Regions from separate parts of the Homo sapiens genome. Here region 2 is linked to region 1. The links are chromatin contacts, found by Hi-C in ENCODE. All regions are on one chromosome and are shown on one strand. The core of a region is the stretch at or near the end of the contact, and the rest is flanking DNA. Distances in the headings are between cores, read along the strand shown. Region 1 holds the start of SORBS1 (sorbin and SH3 domain containing 1). Region 2 holds the start of ZNF518A (zinc finger protein 518A).

Evidence for each region. Hi-C counts contacts between places; a loop is a spot of excess contacts on that map. Pooled maps may share reads with other maps.
Region 2: a loop to region 1 is called in a map of B cell, with 22 times the contacts of the local background. The contact joins the promoter of ZNF518A here to the promoter of SORBS1 in region 1. A Hi-C loop is called at or near these places in 4 of 168 maps with a recorded cell type or tissue (B cell, CD4-positive, alpha-beta T cell and naive thymus-derived CD4-positive, alpha-beta T cell) and 10 of 50 pooled maps.

Annotation. Positions count from the first base shown.
Region 1 is chr10:95,558,338-95,565,013 of GRCh38, reverse strand. SORBS1 (sorbin and SH3 domain containing 1) reads left to right here and starts at 3,643. Exons shown (of 33, transcript NM_001034954.3): 1 at 3,643-3,694. RefSeq lists silencers at 3,294-3,663, 3,704-3,813 and an enhancer at 3,298-4,060.
Region 2 is chr10:96,127,152-96,133,827 of GRCh38, reverse strand. ZNF518A (zinc finger protein 518A) reads right to left here and starts at 3,531. Exons shown (of 6, transcript NM_001330736.2): 1 at 3,076-3,531; 2 at 1,158-1,242; 3 at 180-245. LOC124902486 (a long non-coding RNA gene) reads left to right here. Exons shown (of 2, transcript XR_007062254.1): 2 at 1-4,773. RefSeq lists enhancers at 2,767-3,670, 3,479-4,118, 3,671-4,575.

The sequences.
Region 1 (6,676 bases), core at 2,394-4,893:
TGACAGCAGAGCATGTAATCAAGTGTGGGGCCCTCCTCAGCACAGGTTGCATCCACACAGGGCTGGCCCTGCCCAAACGAACCTCCCTGGGCCTCTGATTCCCTAGGGCTCACCTTTGGGAAGTAGGGAGCAAGTATCTCTCTCACCACCTTGTAGCCAGCACCTAGCTCAGGGCCTGCTGCCCAGATGAATCTATGAATGACTGGAGATAGGATGAACTGACACGATTACACCTGATGATTTCTTGGGTTGCTTTCAGCGTTAAAACATTGAAGGACTGGCCAGGTGTGGTGGCTCACGCCTGTAATCCCAGCACTTGGGGAGGCTGAGGGGGGCAGATCGCTTGAGTCCAGGAGTTTGAGACCAGCCTGGCAAAATGGTGAAACTCTGTCTCTACCAAAAATACACAAAATTAGCTGGCCACAGTGGCCCATGTCTGTAGTCCCAGCTACTTGGGAGGGTGAGGCAGGAGGATCCCTTGAGCCCAGAAGATCAAGGCTGCAGTGAGCCGAGATTGCGCCATTGCATTCCAGCCTGGGTGACAGGAATGAGTGAAACCCTGTTTCAAAAACAGAAACAAAAACAAAAACCCAACCCATCGAAAGACCGTGACTTTCAACATTTCTTGGAGGAGACACCTGAGATGAGTCCTGAAGGACAGTAGGATTTTTCTTTTCTTTTCTTTTTTTGAGATGGAGTCTCGCTCTGTCGCCAGGCTGGAGTGCAGTGGTGTGGTCTTGGCTCACTGCAACCTCCACCTCCTGGGTTCAAGCGATTCTCCTGCCTCAGCCTCCCGAGTAGCTGAGATTACAGGTGCGTGCCACCACGCCTGGCTAATTTTTTGTATTTTTAGTAGAGATGGGGTTTCACCATGTTGGCCAGGCTGGTCTCGAACTCCTGACCTCGTGATCCGCCTGCCTCGGCCTCCCAAAGTGCTGGGATTACTGGCGTGAGCCACTGCGCCTGGCCACCAGTAGGATTTTTCTTTCTGTTTTTTCCACTTTCCTTCTTTCTTGACTTTCCACTATTTTACCATTTCTTTCATAAATCCTAATGGCAATGTTATGCCTTACAGTGAGACATGCAACAGTGACACAGACTGGAAACAGCAGAGAGGTTCAATATTTGAGGGATGACCTGAAGCCTTAGGCCTCCCTTAAGATTCCTTGAGATAGTGTAGATGAAATCTTCATTGATAGAGTCTGGTTTTTCATCTTAAAATTATTTTATTTTCACTGGACAAGTTGGTAGATGTTTATGAAGAAAAAAATCAGAAGACTATGGATGAGCAAAAATAATTACTTGCAATCCCATAAGAATAGTTCTAATGGGATTGCAGTATAAAACTAGTTTTCTACCTATTTTTCCATTCAATAATCTGAGCATCTTTTTTTTTTTTCTTTTTTTTGAGATGGAGTCTTATTCTGTTGCCCAGGCTGTAGTGCAGTGGCACGATCTTGGCTCACTGCAACCTCCGCCTCCCAGGCTCAGGCAATTCTCCTGCCTCAGCCTCCCACAGGTGCACGCCACCATGCCCAGCTAATTTTGGATTCTTTAGTAGAGATGGGGTTTCACCATGTTTCCCAGGCTGGTCTCAAACTCCTGAGCTCAGGTGATCCACCGCTGCCCACCTTGGCCTCCTAGAGTGCTGGGATTACAGGCGTGAGCCACCACTCCCAGCCTATTATGAGCATCTTTATGTGTCAATAAACCTCTTCATTTTTTGTAGCTATTAATATATGATATTCTGTCATATGGTTGTACTATTATTAACCAATGCACTCAAATTGGATATTTGGATTGTTTTGATTTTTTTTTTTTTTGGCTATTCTAAAATGGTGTTGCCCTGAATTTGCTGGGTAAGTAACTAGTCTCTCTACCCTTTGTTATACACCTCTGTGGATAACCTCAGGATAACGACACTATTCCCACCTGGGGTCGTGTGGTGGATGTGAGTTAACGCATGTAAAGCTCTTAGCACAAGTATAGTACGGTGCATAGCAGCCTAGACGTGCTCAATAAATACTAGCTGTTTTATTACTTTATAGCCCAGAGAGAGCTGTCTTACACAGATTGTGGAGTAAATAAATAGGAGAGCCGGGGAAGTGTTCTTTGAAAAGCTGCAGGATGAGGTGCAGATAGGGGAAGGCCGTGGGCTGGGGGCTCCCTAGGTTGAGTAGTTCCCCAGTGTTTTCTCATTTATAGAGTAAGCTTCCAGATGGCTAGGACTCTTCTTTTTTTTTTTAATACACAGCAGAGGACACCAGGTGGTCACCAAAGACTTGTCACCGTTCCCTGACATCTAAGAATCTTTGCTGATGAGTTTCCGATCAGTCTGTGCAGTTATCAAGGCCAGTCTTTACCCTGCCACCCACAGCCTGTTCACTGAGAATGTGCTCTGGCTGAAGATGCTTGCAAGGGCAGCTGACAAAAATCAGTTGTGCTCAGCCCAAAGGGCGAGTGTCTTATCTTCAGGGATGTGGGAAGCTGGGCATGGAGGGAGCAAGTTCCAGACCAGTACTTGCTGGCTCTGCGACCTTGGGCCAGCAGATTCCCCACTCTGATCCCTGTCTCTGTTTCCTTTTCTGTAACTCTGAGGGGGACTAGAGGAGGTCAGGAGAATGGCATAGCACAGTGGTTAGCTCTGAACCCCATCTAACACGGTGCCTTCCCCCCACTTGCAATGACCTTGTTGCATTGTATGCACTCTACTTTTCACATTGTAGAGGATCTTATTTATTTACTTGTCTCCACTAAAATGGAAGCTTCCTAAGGGAAAAGGCCTTGCCTGTCTTGTTCTCTGCAGTTAACACTGGGGTCCAGCACTGCCACAGAGCCTCTAAATATATGTGTGTTGCATGAGTGAAATCTCAGAGCCTGGGTTCAAATCCTGGTTGCACCACTTGCTGTGTGACCTCGGACAAGCCACTTAAACTACACCTCAGTTTTCCTGCATAAAAATAGTAATTATTTTCAGTTTTCTCACTAGAAAAATATGGATTAGTAATCGTTCCTCTCTTATCAGGCTAAGAGGATCAAATGAGGAAATATCCGGGAAGCATTAAGCACACTGGCTGGTACAGAGCACACGAATGACAACAGCAAACGTTTATGTAGCACGACGGCCAGGAACTGATCAAAATGCATCACCTATGTTAACTATGTTAATCTTCACTAGATTTTACGAAGTCGGACTATTATGCCATTTTACAGATGGGTAAACTGAGGCCCAGGAGTTAAATAACTTATCACTGTTATTTTACGTCTAAGGTTCCTTCCAAGCTCCCCGTGGGCGACCCTTCCGAAGGACCAGAAGGCGCGCCAGGCCAGCGTCCGGCCCGGCCAGGACGGAAAGGGTTACTAGGCCCGCGCGCCCGTTACCGGCGGAGGCCGGCGGGCTCACAATGCCAGGAGCCGGGCGCCGGACACTTCTTCGCCTCCCATCCGCGCACACGCCCCTTCCTGTCACGGCTGGGCCCGGCCCCGCCCCCGGCACCGCCCGCTGGCCGGGCGCTGCCAGAGTGGACGGTTCCAGAGGCATGCTAATGAGGGGGCGGGCACCGCAGCCCATTGGTTGTCCGCGGAGTGTCGGTGAAGTCAGCGCTGAGTCCCAGAAAAACAGAGCGGGGCCAGCTGCAGCGTGTAGTGCGAGTGGGGCGGACGCGCGCAGCCCGCCCGCCCGGCGACCAGCAAGGTAAGCCCGCGCTCGCCCGCCCGGCCGCGCTTGCCCGCTCGGCGGCGGCAGCGCCGGGGGTGTGCGCGGCTCGGCCCCCGCGGGCGGCGCCTTTGTTCCGCGCTCGGAGGAGGCGCATTTAAAGGGCCAGCTGTTGGAGGGACTTGGGGGACCCCCTCCCCCAGAGCATCCCCCCATGGGCACAGGGAAAGCGGTGGTCCCTCGCGGCCGAACCGTCCATCCTGCCTGCTCGGCGAATCCCCAGTCTTTCAAGGAAAGTTCCCCAGGGTGCGGAGGATCTGGGGGCTTCCAGGGTTGGGGGTTTTTAAATTTCCTTTTTTGGTGGGTGTGGGGTAGTACGATCATGGCCTCTGCTAGGAGAGAATGTCCGCCCGTCTCAGGGTGGCTGCAATTTGGGTGGGTGGAGGAGACATCAAAGCCCGAATGGGTTTGTGCTGTAAAGTGAAACTACCGAGGAGGGGCACCTCTGCAGCAGCCAGAGGAAGGCGGAGGGAGCGAGCGGCGGGATGGAGGCATCTCAGGTGTGTTCATTCATCAGCATCCCCTGGAGAGGGCGGCGGGAGGGGCGCAAGGACGACGCGGTTGGCCGGACCCGCCTGAATGAACGGGGACTAGTATGCGCCGGGGACACGGCGCCTGCCCGTGCCGCCCGTGCCCCTTCTTCTCCCCGAGTGGCTGACAGCATCTTGCTAGGCAGCTCATCACCGACATGGACAGCAAGCAACTCCTTTCTCCGAATTCCCCGGGCATCCCCTGCTACCACCTCGCTGCTTTCCGATGTGGCTTCCTTGATACGTGGTAGCGCCATTCAAGATAGAGGGGAAAGAGGCTTGAAGTCATTATGTTTCCTTCATGGGGGAATGTGCTGTCGAATTCTGCATCCCCATGCATCCGCTGTCGTAAGATGGCTTTGAAATTCACCAGTGCATGCTTTCTCCAGGCAGACAAGAATTTATTACGCTATTACATTGCTACGTAAAAGCAGAAGGGATCCCACTGAGCATGGCTCGTTTTGTTCAGTCCTCGGTTTTTCCCAGCATGTTCTGGGCGAGCCTTTGGATTTTTGTTTTAAACACTGAGCGTTGGGATGCCCCTGTTGTCACAGGGCCGACCTGCTGAAATTGCTGGAATTGGTTTCATCGTCAATAGGAGGGAGGTTCATCTAGAGACATCATGGAACCTATCTGGCGTGTCAGGCCTCTGACTCCATCTCTCCCCTCAACACCCCCCCCCCCGCCCAGCCCCCCGCGCCCTTTTTTCCTCTTAAGTGGAGGCGGGGGATGGATTGGCTGTCTTCACTCTCCTTGTGTTTTGAGCTCCTCTGCTTAGATTCAATTCTGTGGTTTTGGTTGGAAAGGTATCTTGGTGGTGATCGAAGAGAGGAGGGTTGGATTAAAAGTGGGGTGGACACAGAGGGGTCAGCAGCATCAATGACAGAAGACAGATGATGGACATATCTACAGCCTTCAGACACCGATGAGGCAGATGGCTGTCTACAGAGTGAGGGGCGTGTGTTTGGGCTGTGAGGGGGAGGGGTGGAGGAGGAGGATGCCTCCAGCAGTTTTCTGCCCCGCCCTCTGGATGCTGCCTTAAATAGCCCCTTGCCAACCAAGCTCTGATGTCTCTTTCTTGGCCTGAGGGGAAAGAAGGGAAGGGTTGGTCTGTTGGCACCTTTGCCCAAGGCACTGTTGGAGCAGATGGTTAGGAAAGGGTTAGTTCTCCAGGGGTTGCAGAGAGCACATTTCTCAGCTGGAGGGCCCTGAGACCACTCCTTTGGCGACTTCCCTGCAGGGAATTAGCAACTGAAATGAACTGCTGTCTACCCTGTGGGGTAAAGAGTTGGGAGGGTATTGTCATCTTGTGGACGATACCCGCCTTGTTGGCCTTTTCCTTCTCCTACCTGCTTTCATTTGTTGTAGTTGGAGAGTTTCTGTATACTTTTCGGAAGAGATTGGGCATATTGGGGAGTGGGTAGGAGTTATGGGAAAGGATGAGCAAATTCTTCCTGGCAGAACAAAGCACTGTTCAGCTGTTCCTCTCTTTCCCCTTCTCTAAAATAAGAGTTCAATACAGATAGCAGAGTCTAGGGTTTTCTTTGTAAACAATGAAAGGGCAGGGCCAGGAAAGAAAGTTTTTATTGTGCAGCATTGATAATGATCAGGTCATCCTAACTTATCTCCAGACCCTTCCCTGGATGTGGAGATAGATTTGCTGTAGAGGGCACTCTATGGTAATTTAGGATTTGACCTGTCTCTAGGAGAAAGGCATGGATGGTCTCAAAAAGCTTTGGTGGAGAAGCTCTGGACCAGAGGCAGGACAGCTAGCTTTGGTCCTGGCCACCAATCTTTGGGCTTTGGGCTAGTGGCTTCTGCTCTCTGGGCCTGTGTCCTTGCTGGTGAAGTGGAGGATGATAGGGCAGAAGGTCTTCCAGGGTTCCTGACAACTCCACTGTTCTTAGAGTCACAGTTTGTGATGGCATTTTCAGGTTCTTTCCTGTTTGCTAAATTGATAATAAATTCAAAGTATTGCACAATGGCATAGAAGAAGCATTCTAGGATGCAGGCTTCTGTTGGATTCACATCTACCTTTTCCTTGATTAGTGTGATTTGTGAGGTTTTACTGTAAGTATGTAAACAATTCAGAGCTAGAACGGTCCAGAGTGAGAGGCACAGACCCCAGAGTGAGTGGTTGTGGGAGATGAGGGTGGGATGATAGATTGCTGAGGAAAGGGAGTTTCTGTAATTTGTTCTCTTTCCCTGTGGATGTTTAACTTGCTGGTTTATTCATGGTTACACAGGTGAACGTTTACCTATCTAGAAGATGAGAGTTATAAAAGACCTCTGTGATTGCCATGTTCCTCCCCCTTCCCCGCCAAACTGAGGAATTTGAGGGGTTGGGAGGTTTGGCCATTTTTCCAAGGTTGCACAGCTAGCAAGATGTGGAGCTGGGGTGGGAACTCGGGGGGATAGATTGTAGATCTTG
Region 2 (6,676 bases), core at 2,282-4,781, 570 kb before region 1:
GCCTTTGTAAAAAAATGGCCCTGAACAGAAATCCATTTGCTGGTGAAGTTCAGGGAAGAACACGGTTATTATGATAATTAAAGCAATACTGTAAGGTGGTATAGTCTATGTCAGCTATTTCAGCAGTTACATAAATAATCTTATTCCTAATTTACGGTCATACTTATGTGTATACTTACTGCATTTAGAGGAATTTTATGATACTGTGGTATCCAAGAATCTTAGCATTTCAAAGATCCCAGGACCTATCCAACACAAAGAGTAGGAGACATCTGTGTTTTGAGGGTAGAAAAAACATGTTTTTTTACATGGGTACAATATTTTCCACTACATTTCCAAAGCTTTCCTTATAATACCATAGATTTGTTGGCATATTTTTCCTCCTTTTTTGTCTACACCCAGACATTCACATGACTGTCTTCAAGAAACCAATCATAACACTATAGTGATTCCCAAGTCCCTTTCCTGATTCATAATGAAGATGCTATTAGTCATAATATAAACACATATCAGATAATTTTTCTTTAGGTACATTGCTTTGCACTTACTAGACCAAAACCACAATCTTCTGGCCATTCATATAGCTTTGAAACATCTATCTACCACCTTTATCTCCACTGTTCATTACCCAGAAGACTTTAATGCCACTTTTCTATTCAGAAGGATGATAGTTAAAGTTATATTTGGATTTCTAATAAAATGTTAAGTAATAAACTATGAAACCAAAAATTACTTTTTTTGCTTAGATTAAAATGAAAACTCATGTTTAAGTATTTTATTTTAGCCAAAAAATAAAATAAAACTATAACTTATATAACTTATGAAAACTCATGTATATGTAAAACTACAGGTTGAGTGTCTCTTATTTGAAATGCTTGGGAACAGAAGGGTTTCATTCTTTTTTTCTTTTTCTTTTTTAGGATTTTAGAGTATTTGCATTATACCAGTTGAGCATCTCAAATCCAAAAATTCAAAATCCAAAATGTTCCAAAGAGCATTTCCTTTGACCATCATGTCAGCACTCAAAAAATTTTGCATTCTGGATTTTTGGATTTGGGATACTTAACCTATATTTTACTTTATTTAGTCCAATATTAAAACATACCAACTTACTACTTAATAGACTATATACTCCAGTATTTCAATCTTTACCATACCTCTTTCTTCAGGAACAAAAGGCACACAATTTAACACTTGCACAATGTCACAATCAGGAACAGTGATCAAAAGAAGAGATGATATCTGGAAATGAAGACCAAGATTTTAAAACTTTTGACGACAAAAACTGTTCAATTACACTTCACATTCAACTTAGGTGTATAAAGAAATGTAAAAAAAAAAAAAAAAAACTAAGAAAAAACTTCTATACACTTAAGCATACATCATTGATGACCAGTGATAACATGTCACAAATTTGCAAAAGTCACAACCTAAAGCTTAGAATCAATCTAACTCAGTATCTTCATTTATTACAAGAAAAAGAAAATGAGCCTTGCCCAAAGTCACAAAACTAGAAATAATATCTGGATCCGGTTCCAATTCAGTTATCCTACCACCACAATACTAACCCTTAATACTCATTTCTGGTATCTAATATGCCATGAAAACTGCTCACCATGAGAAGCCAATACCCCATATAGAACTGAAATACTCACAGCCTACACACCTGGGACCAGATAATAAATAAAAATTTCAAGACGGTGTTAAAACCTTTTTGTTCTGCTAATAGCACTTTGCCACAAAACCTTCAGTAGCATACCTGAAGGAATGTGGGCAAGATTCAAGTCTCCTATCATTTAAAGAAAAAAAAAAAAAGTAGTATTAAGTGCTCTAAAGTATGCAATGTCACAATGCCTCAATGAGAACAATTCTAAACAACTATAAACAGAAAAGTAAACAACAAAAATACACTTAAAGGGCATTTAAAGCATATCCTGAAGTCAAATTATAGATCTAGGCTAAAGTATAGTCCCTCTGTAATATTTCAAAATATAGAAACTTCTGGGATTACAGCATACTATTACCAGAGAGACTAGAACAGAATCCGAAGTGTGACCATGGCAAAAAATTGAAGCATTTAAAAGTTCATACATTATCAATGCACACAGTGGGTGTTCATTGTGGTTACTGTCTTTTGTCCTTCCATAAAACCAGATATAAAACGTTTTATTTGGTAATTATACTTATTTTCACGCAACAAACAGGAAACATTTGGTTGTGTAACATACCTACATTTTATTCTCCCCTTTTGTTGGCAATTTTCTGTATCTAGGGATGATCTAATTTACAGTTTCTATGGCAAAAATCAACATCGTTTACTATGCTTACCTTCCCCAGGAAATCCCAACACCCTCAAAGTGTTAACAGAACGCAATGTCTCTTTATAAATTTCAGAAAAGACAATTTTGCTGAAAGATAGTGAATGCATTTCTATAAATTTGCAGTTAAACTCAAAAAATGTTAGGAAATTTCACTGAATCAATTTAAATGTTTTAAATTAAACCTGAGGATATCAACCTTAGAGTACACTCAAATCAGACCCCTTGCTGCAGAAAAAGCAATTCAACAATTACCAGTAACTAGATCTAACATGCACACTTTCAAGTTAATAGAATTCCTATCCTGACAGTTTGGTGTCTTCATGTTTTATCACTGCGACAACTGTACAAATTCCAACATTCTTATGAATTCCTTGAACATTGACTTATTTTATTTTTCTAGGGTTTTTTAGACGTTTGACAACATACTCAACAATGTTTGCACTAAAACAGCTCACATACACTACTTGCTCTCAAATTTAAACCTAAAAAGAAAACTGAGTCTTAACTGTTGTATTCTGAACTTTAAAGCTACATCTGTTTGATCGGTCCACTTAAGAGTTAAAACATTTTTCCTTATATACATTTCGCTCTATGTACTTTTCAATTACCACAGCCACCTAGGAAGAGACTGTCTACTTGACAAAGAGGACACCATGTAACGAATAGAGTCAAAATGAACCCTACATGTGAGAAAGCCAGTTACAAAGAAATCCAACTGCCACTGGGTGTGGTTAGGGTCTGCGGGGAAGAGCACCTTTGGCCAACTCTGGAGAAGAGCGAGCGCGTCAGGGAGCAGGGCATCTCTGCAAGAAATGGCCCCCAATGACCATACGCTGGGCCAGCAATAGGGACGCCGTCGAGTCGGGCCTGCGAACCTATAGCTCGAGGGGTGCGGTCTGCGGGGCGCCCTTGCTGTCTCCACCAACCACGAAACCCGCCGAGTGAGTGCTTCGAGCGCCGCGCGCCCAGCTTCGCCCCAAACACCGCGCCCGATCCGCCCCTTCCTCCGGGGTTCGGCTGCCCCGCGGGGAGCGCGGAGGCACACCGTCTCCTACTCCCACCCAGCTCCTAGAATGTAGGAGAGTGTAGAGTTCAAAAAGCCCGGAAGTAAAACAACCCCAGGTTAAGAAAGTAAGGGTAAGCTCTAGCAGTCGGCAAAAGCGCTCGGCAAAAAAACCCCGACTTCTCCAGAAAAACTTTGCGGCAAGTTAAGCGGAAGCGCTGAATGGCCGGGACTATTTAACTCGCGCTTCCTCTCACAAGAGGCGGATCCCTGGACCTGTTTGGGGGACCCTGACGGTCCACAAACTCGCCGTTTGCCTGCTGGGTGGCCCTCTAGAAGTTCTGACATCCTAAAAGGTCTGGGCAGTCCCGCTGACGGGGAATACCTGTCGTAGTACCCATTGCCTGCGAGTCCCTGATGGCGGCCATTACACTTCCATCCGGGTATTGCCGAAAAGCTGATCGCAGCGCTACCGGGAGCGCACGCTGCGGCGGAGGGATCTGCGCTTTACCTGAGACAAGCGGAAGAGAACGGAGGCCGGCAGGGTCCGCGCTCGGTCTGACGAGACTAGGCCATGGAGCTGGGTTCGCCGCTGACCTCTCCATCTAGCGCGCGGCCCCGGCGCCCACCAGTCCAGTGACCCACTACTACCTCTTTGCTCACCAGCAGCTGCTGATCTTACTGCCGGTGAAATGGCAGACAAACGTCTACTCTGTGCTCTTCAGAGTAGACACCAGGAGCAGGAACTGTATGCACTTCCCAAGCCCTTGCTGACTGGGAATGGTCTCCACCCTGAGATTTTAACCAGTTCCGGTTTAGCAAATGGCGCCTCCCCACCTCTGGCTTCTGGCACGCAGGTTTTAGCAACCATTGTAGCCCACGTCAACGAAAGAAGCTGCCGCCAGTAGTTCTAGAAGACATACTGAACTCCAAACCTGTATATATTGAATAATTGATCAAAAACTATCTTCACAATGAGGGAGGCTCACATCTCCCTCAAACGAATACTTCCTCTACCTGACAACAGGGCTGGACAGTTAATATGGTTGGCTTTACCCCAAAGGCCAGTGTGGCTCCTCTTCTGTTCTTTATAAATCCAACCTACTAATTGATACCTCACTTTCTACATAATTCTACATAAATTATCTTCCTTTTAAAATGTGGGGAGGGAATAAGTGGCGGCAAACGTTTAAGCAACAACAAAAAACCTTGGCGCAGAAGGATATACCAATAAATTGAAAGTGAAACTATGATCAGATTTTTCATTTTTTAATGTTCCGTGTTTTCTTAAGTAGCATGTATGACATTTATAATTTTTAAAAATTTTTTAAAATATGTGTATGATACATATTTTTCATTGTCTTAGGGCAGGCTTTTGAAAATGTCAGCCTGTAGCCAAATGCAAGATTTTCTCCATCCTTTAATAAAAAGCACACTGAGAAATCCTCACTTTGTCTTTAGGAAGCCTTCTTTATTATTGTGTTTACTGGGCTACACAATTCCACCTAGAAAAGGCGAATGAGCGGAAATTCACATTAGTCATATTTATGCTTGTGTAAAACACACAAGGAGAAATCTTCTGTAAATACCAAAGGGGATGCCATTATGGAATGAAGAACATGTTTACAAAGTGGATTTTATTCCGCATCGTACATCACCCATCTCTCTTCAGGTCCTCATTTCTGTGCAAGCCAGACATGCACACACATCACAGCAGAAAGAGAGAGAACGAGATTTTTCTTTTAATAACAAAAAACGATGTTAGTTTGGAAAAATGGACAGAGTTTTTTGTTCTGTGTTTTGATGTAGTTTTTGTTTTTTCGATTAAGATATTGCATCCCCCCCCACAGTATTCACATTATAACTTTATTTTTACTTCTACATATACATTCACCTACAAAACCTTGCAAACCTGCATTTATGTTATAGAAGAATTGGAGAAAGTTAAAATAAATTAAAATATTAGTCAGACTTACCTTATCTCTTCCCCTTTCTCTTCCACCATTCATATCACCTCTTCCACCATTCATATCACCTTTTTTTTCTTGCTAACCTCTATGTTCAAAACCTGAAAGGTTTCTCTTGATCTCCTTTCAGGTTTTGAACATATTGGTTAGCAAGAAAAAAAAAAGTGGAAGTGGGGTGGTGAGGGAGGAGAGGAGAGAGGAGAGTGAATCAAGAAGGAAGGGAAGATGATTAAAAGGGAGAAAAAGATACAAAGGGGAGAAGGCTAAATCATAGCTTAGGAAAGGATTCTGGAATACTTTTTTACTTGAGAAGGATAGTTATGGGGATAGGACATCTAGATTAATGCTTTAAATAGTTGATCCCTCTGAAGACCTTACTACTGCTTACTAGCTGACAGCATTTAACCTCTGAGCTTCTCAGAGCTGTGCAACATATAACTAACACGTTATATATTGTTTGATAGACTGAAGAGAGTACTCAACGCCATTGCACCAAGAGTGTAATGGAAATGATAAAAGTGATGATGGTGGTGATAGTAATGAAGTTTCCATCTTGATTGCAAACCTCTTTCTGCTTTTCAATATACAACTGATGCCAGGTGCAGTGGCTTGTGCCTATAATCCCAGCGATTCAGGAGGCTGAGGTGGAAGGATTAAAAAAAATATGCGTACGATTCATGGACTCTGTGTCATAAAGCAGCTCACTTTAAGACAGTGAAATTTTCTCCTAAAAATAATATATAAATGGAAATTCATTTCTCTCTAAGGATTCTCACCTGTAAATCATACTTAAATCAAACTTATATTTGTTCTTACAACAATGTAAACATACTTTTAAGACACAGATAAGTTGGTACATCATAAGCACTATGATAATAAAAGATTAAATGATATTAATTTGGATAGTAAGAGTCTCTAAAAATGTCTCTCTTCTTTTTGCTGATCTATGAACTCAAGCCCAGGTTCTCTACCCCCAACAATATAATCAAGTGCAATCAGAATTGGGAAAAAAAAAAAAAAAAAGAGATATGAAGAGCCTGGGTGATACAGCATAAAGTGGTTACACATCCTGGTCAAAGATACGGCTTAATTACTTGTGGCAATCTATCATACAAGTGTTAGTTGATCTTTAAGTATTATTCTTCTCAATGTTCTTTTCAATTTTGTTGTTTAATATTTATTCAGCAGACATTTTCTTGAATACCTATTATGTGCCAGAAACTGCTAGCAATAAATAAGACATGATTCCTCATGGAGGGCCATCAGTTCAATGGAATTTTCTTGAATATTTGAAAGATTTTATGATCCAACAAAGCAATTCTAAAGATGAGATTTCAGACACTGTAACACAGGATGAGAAAGATTTTTCTTTAGGTTGGCATCCC